Regions from separate parts of the Homo sapiens genome. Here region 2 is linked to region 1. Evidence: read pairs that join two places in POLR2A ChIA-PET (ENCODE). Cell type or tissue: MCF 10A. All regions are shown on one strand. Links, peaks and the distances in the headings refer to the core of each region. The heading gives the core; the rest is flanking DNA.

Region 1 (2,940 bases), core at 144-2,643:
ACAAGATTTATGCTAAACTGGGGGGAGTCACTTGCTCACATTTCATGTCCCACAGGTAGGATATTTGTTCTACATTATCTGGCTTCCTAAAATGTCATTACTTCCTCTAGCTCTCTGTTCTCTACATTTAGTCAACATGAATTATTTGTAGTTATTCAGACTTTCTCTTGTGTTTCTGTTCTTCCTCTGCTTTTATTTTTAATGTCTCTTGCAATCCCTCTATTTTCACTTGGTCTGAATTAAGTAACCCAGTTCTAAATTCCTAGAACACTCGGGGATTATCTGCATCATACTTCAGTGTATCTGTTTCATTAGACTGTGTGGCCACTGGGGCCAAACATAGTGACTAAGGCAGTGTCCATAACTTGGTGAGTACATAATAAAATGTTGGCATTTTAGCATATTTCAGAAGATAATTAATTACAATCTCTGACTACAAAATATTTTTAAGGTATTTAACACAGATATATTTATTCAATGCAATAGCATATAGAAAGTTCTGCATTCACACATAGTAGCTAATCAGAGCCAGTACTGAATGGAGCATGACAGTTTAACATATTCAAACAAGCACCAAGTAAGAAAAGATAAAGGATAACTATAACCATGATATTGAGGTATATTGTCTAAGGAGTTATCCATATCTAGTATAATTTAATGTCTGGTGCTTATAGATTAAATATCTATTTAATACAAACAAACAAAAAGCTAATTTTAGGTGTTCCACGAATAAAATATAATGAATCCATCTCCCACTATTGGGACTAATGTGGAAAACTGAGTAATGGACCAAAACAACTAAATTCTTTAAACAAATTTTTCTTGGTTTAGTATTTATAAACATTTAAGTAAATTATTGGAAAAGATGAAAATATGAAGATTTTAGAGTTAAAAGAAAAGGCATGTAAAGGCATTTAAAAATAAACACATTTCTTGATTTCTTACATTGATCCATATTATTGTATTTCAGCTCATTCAATATTAGTAATAAACAGGCAACAAGCTGCTGTATCTCTTTGAGAATGAATTGTAAACTTATGAAGTAACAAGACGAATCAGGAAGAAAAATTCTATTCAGAGAACAATCATTGAAATCAGAAAGAGATATATTTAAGTTATATCTGTATCACTTACTACCTCTGTAATTTTGGGTGAGTTATTTAGGTTATAAAAGCCTGATATCTACCTCAAAGTGTTGTAAGAATAAATAGTAATTACGCATGCAAAGGGGAAGCAAGGAGATTAACAAATAGTTAATGTTTCATTCATTTGCTGTCATTTACTATGACTTTTGTTAAGGAATTGTTTTTCATAAAACAAATTGTATTAAATAATCATATTACCCATTAGCTTTCATATATAATTCGGAAATGTATTCTCAAGAATAACCAATGACATTATAACAAATAAGTTGCTTGCTTCTCAATGTTTACCAAGCACGGAGTGAGTTACTGGATATCCACTATTCTCTAGATAATTAATTGATAGCATTAAATATGCCCAACTCTGGCCTTGTAACTTTAGAAAGTCCCATGAGTTAATTATGCTGTGTAGGTTTTGCTTCTTAAGAAAACTGAACGTATTTTTAATACTATGGTGTTTGTTAGGTTAAAAGTTAATTGGAAAAATAAAATATTTCCACTCCAAGCAGAATTTGTTTTTCACCTGTGGCTAACATATGAAAATTATACACTTTCTTGGTGCTACATAGTACAATACAAAAATTGTGCTGCAAAACAAAAATTAAAAGATGTAAAGAATTTTGGTGTGACTTTCAGTGATCATGATATGCTTAAAATAATATGCATAATTGAAACAAAAGAATGAATCTTTGAATATAAACCACAGAATATTTCCAGGAAAAGCATATTAGCTTGTCTCAGTTAAATCTTCCAACCAAAGGCTAGAAAATTTGAGTAACTTCTTTTTATTAGTCACTTTAAAGCTTTCAAGTCCTGTAGGAACAAGATCCTGGACAGAGGAGAAGCAAAGAGGTGAATGTGGATTTCCTATGTGTGATTCTTCCATCTGGGGATACGACAATCCACATACGGTGGTATGGAATTCAAGAAGTTGAACAAATATATTTTTTTAATCTCCCAGAGGTGGGATAAAATAAATTGAATGTAAGCCTGACGGGGAGGAGCACACAAATACTTTAGCCTTTTATTTGTGAGGCCTGAAGGAATATACTCTTAAAAAAACAGTAACTTAGGAACTGACTAGCTGTCACAAACATTGAAATCCCACCAAGTATTAGCTCAATCACTAACTGAATTATGGTAATTTCCAATAACCTATACTGAATTCTAGAGTCTGGAAACTGAAGATAGCTATGAGCAATTTACCAAGACTATGGAAGTATGGATTACAGTTCAGGGCTTGCAGAGGTGGAACAATTTTTATGAATACACTAGTCTTCCAGTTGCATGAAGACAAAATCAAGTAAGATGTAGACCAGATCTCATAATGATTTGTAATCAGTTTCAAATAAGCTTAATTTCATATTGGATTAAGGTGGTATGGCCCAAATTTAACTACCTGTGAAAAACGAAAGAAAAACTCTATAAAGACAAGCCAATGTGTTAAAATATTTCTAATTTTTTTTCTGCACAATTCCATTTAAAAAATTACATGTCATAGGCCACGCGCGGTGGCTCACCCCTGTAATCCCAGCACTTTGGGAGGCCGAGGCGGGCAGATCACAAGGTCAGGAGATCTAGACCATCCTGGCTAACACGGTGAAACCCCGTCTCTACTAAAAATACAAAAAATTAGCCAGGCGCCTATAGTCCCAGCTACTTGGGAGGCTGAGGCAGGAGAATGGTGTGAACCCAGGAGGCGGAGCTTGCAGTGAGCCGAGATAGCGCCACTGCACTCGGGCCTGGGCAAAAGGGCGAGACTCCGTCTCAAAAAAAAAAAAAAAAAAAAAAAAAAATT
Region 2 (2,940 bases), core at 258-2,757, 550 kb before region 1:
CCTTCCTCTCAATTTTCTTCCTAAAATTGCTCTAAAAATTAAGCCTATTTAAGATGAACTTATCACTTTTCAGTAGAGCTTCTACAAACAAACAAAAAAGTTGGAGATAGTTCCCAGGCCCCCTTAGTTTTGCTATTCATGCTGTGAATCTGAGTAGAAGGCCATTTGGAGGCTTGTTTACATACTCTAGGGTGGCAATTAACAAAATAGCTTCCCAGGTTGTGAAGCTAGTTGGCATCTACTGGGTATAGAATAACTTTTGAGAAACGATCTATATATGATTTTGACCAAAACTCTATTTTGCCTACATGATAATAAATTGAGATGATTTTGTATTTAGTAAAATGCTTTATGTTTCAGAGAGCAAGTTCAACATATAATCTCATATGATCACAAGAACTAGTGTATGAGTATCCTCACTTTATTGATGAGGTTCACAAAGTTTGTCACTTGCTAAATAACTAGAACATAAAACCTGACTTTCTGATTTTAAATCCAGAGGTATTCTACCATTTTGCTGCTTGAATTTTTACCTGATGTCATAAATGGGAGTCACCCTGATGGAGAGCATCTTGTAGCAGTCAGACAAAATATCTACTCCTATATTCTGTTATTGACTCTTGCAACTTGCAAGCAAGTGGCTTTTCCTCTTTATGCTAATAGATGGACACATATCATGCATTTCAAACCCATGTCATACACTGTGATAAAAAACAAATTTTAGCCTGGTGCAGTAGGTCATGCCTGTAATCCCAGCACTTTGGGAGGCTGAAGCAGGTGGATTGCTTGAGTCCAGGAGTTCAAGACCAGCCTGGGCAACTTAGCAAAATCCAATCTCTTCTCTCTCTCTCTCTCTCTCTCTCTATATATATATATATACATATATATTTAGGTATTTATAACTTAAAAATTAGCTGAGTGTGGTAGCACATGCCTGTAGCCCCAAGTACTTGAGAGGCTGAGATAAGAGAATAGCTTAAGTCTGGGATATTGAGGCTGAAATGAGCTGAGATTTTGCCAGTGCACTCCAGTCTGGGCAACAGAATGAGACCCTGTCTCAAAATCAAAACAAAAAACCCAAATATATATTAATATATAGTGGGGCCTTCTATAATTCCATCCTCTAATTTCATGCTGGGATTGTTTTGTGTGTGAGATCAAGTAATTCCCTTCCCTTTGTGTGATTTGGTTATGAAATCATTGATTTCTGGTTATAGATTTTGGAATGTTGAGGATTGTGCTAAAGAAAGACATTTAATGGTTATATAATTTTTATCGGAAGAAGCCAACATGTTTTGTCAGTGGAATAATATTAACATTATCAATGATTATTTATTGAGCTATAAATAGCTCATCCTTTTCAGGAGAAATGTGACATTTTATTTTTATGATATATAATATATTATGGTCCATTTTAATTACCTGCTTGTCCCACTCTGCGCTACTCCCAAGGTTTAATTCAATTTAGTTAATACCTCTATCTTTAGGAGGGATATTTTATATTATGAAGATATGTATTCTCCCTAAGTTAATAAAGTCTATAGTGTCAAGGCAATGTCAATAGCATTTCCAAATAGAATTGTTAAGAATAAAAAAAGTTTAACTGAAATATATATACAAAAGTGGCTGGAAAAGAGGAGTAATACAGGCAGAGAATGGTCTTATCAAATGTTGAATTGTACTTTAAAGCTATAGGATCTTTGGCACTGGTGCAGATAGTGACTCAGCAGAGCAGAGTAGTCCAGGAACAGACCCATATGTCTATTTGTGTATGCGAGGTGACATTTCAATTCAATAGCTGAAGTTGGGATAACAATGGCTCATGTGGACAAATAAAGATGGATCACAGTTCTTACAAGTGAGACTTCTGCTTTTCACTTATATTATCTCGTCCTACTTCACATTTTTACTATGTTCATATTTTATTTTTATAGTAAAAGTTGTTTATTTTTTAAAAAGCTAATGACCTCATAATTTGTCTACCTTCTGTTGTGTTAATATCCACTAACTCTGTTGTTACATGAAAATGAGTAATTTGTCCTATGTATTTTTCTCTATGTAAACCTTGACTATTTATTTTTAAGCACGGACTCTTATGTTGATTACAACATATTTTGCTTAAAAAAATACAAGACAGTCAGGTGCTTTTGACAGGTAGTTTTAATCCCCTAATTTCCTTATCTTGCTTCTTGTTGACAGCTCTTGATTCCACTTTAAATCTCTGATTTTATAAAAGTAGTTCTGTCTTGTGATGCAATACCCGTGACCTTCATTACTGGCAAAGAAGATTCTGCTTACCATTTGATCTGCAGATTTGTAGGTTCCTTATCTGAGCTGAGCTTCTTACAGCTATGACTCAGTTGTCAACGTGGTACAACTTCCACTTCATTAAAATCTGGATGCCACTGGCAGCGCTTCAGAATCACTATGTCTTCATCAAATAATGATTTGAAATGAACTTGCATAACTGAGATTGTTCTAGGATATCAAGATACCTGAATCCCAATGGAGAAAAAATTTTCTAGAAATAAAGTGTTACCTGCCTGTCTCTTTTGGTGATATAAAGAGGTGCTTTACTTATCTTACATACCTCTAATTTATCCTATAATGGATTTTATATAAAATAGGATAATTTTCTTTAGGGAGGGATGTATGCACATACATATATGTGAATTTATGTGTATTTGTATACATATATATGTGTAGTTACACACAAAATATACACACGTCACCTAAAAAACAATTTTACATTATGTAAGATGCTTAATAATTTTTCTTTTCTTTTTTTTTTTTTTTTTGAGACAGAGTCTCACTCTGTCACCAGGCTGGGTTGCTGTGGCATGATCTTGACTCACTGCAACCTCCAACTCCTTGGCTCAAGTGATTCTCCTGCCTCAGCTTCCTGAGTAGCTGGGATTACAGGCACGTGCCACCATGCCC

Evidence for each region. ChIA-PET counts read pairs that join two places held together with the same protein. Peaks named below come from ENCODE experiments on the same cell type or tissue, not always from the same donor. Only the 100,000 strongest peaks of a DNase experiment are listed, where the experiment ranks them.
Region 2: POLR2A ChIA-PET joins it to region 1 with 5 read pairs; 2 of 35 experiments call an interaction of 5 or more read pairs at or near these places.

Annotation. Positions count from the first base shown.
Region 1 is chr1:194,273,561-194,276,500 of GRCh38, forward strand. The region is part of intron 2 of LOC107985242 (a long non-coding RNA gene); the gene reads right to left. Among named protein-coding and RNA genes, the nearest start is that of LINC01031, 970 kb to the left of the region's middle. In MCF 10A, for the core only: no CTCF peak of the experiment used is centred there; no DNase peak of the experiment used is centred there.
Region 2 is chr1:193,727,891-193,730,830 of GRCh38, forward strand. The region is part of intron 3 of LOC124904475 (a long non-coding RNA gene); the gene reads left to right. Among named protein-coding and RNA genes, the nearest start is that of LINC01031, 420 kb to the left of the region's middle. In MCF 10A, for the core only: no CTCF peak of the experiment used is centred there; a DNase peak (open chromatin) is centred at 1,721.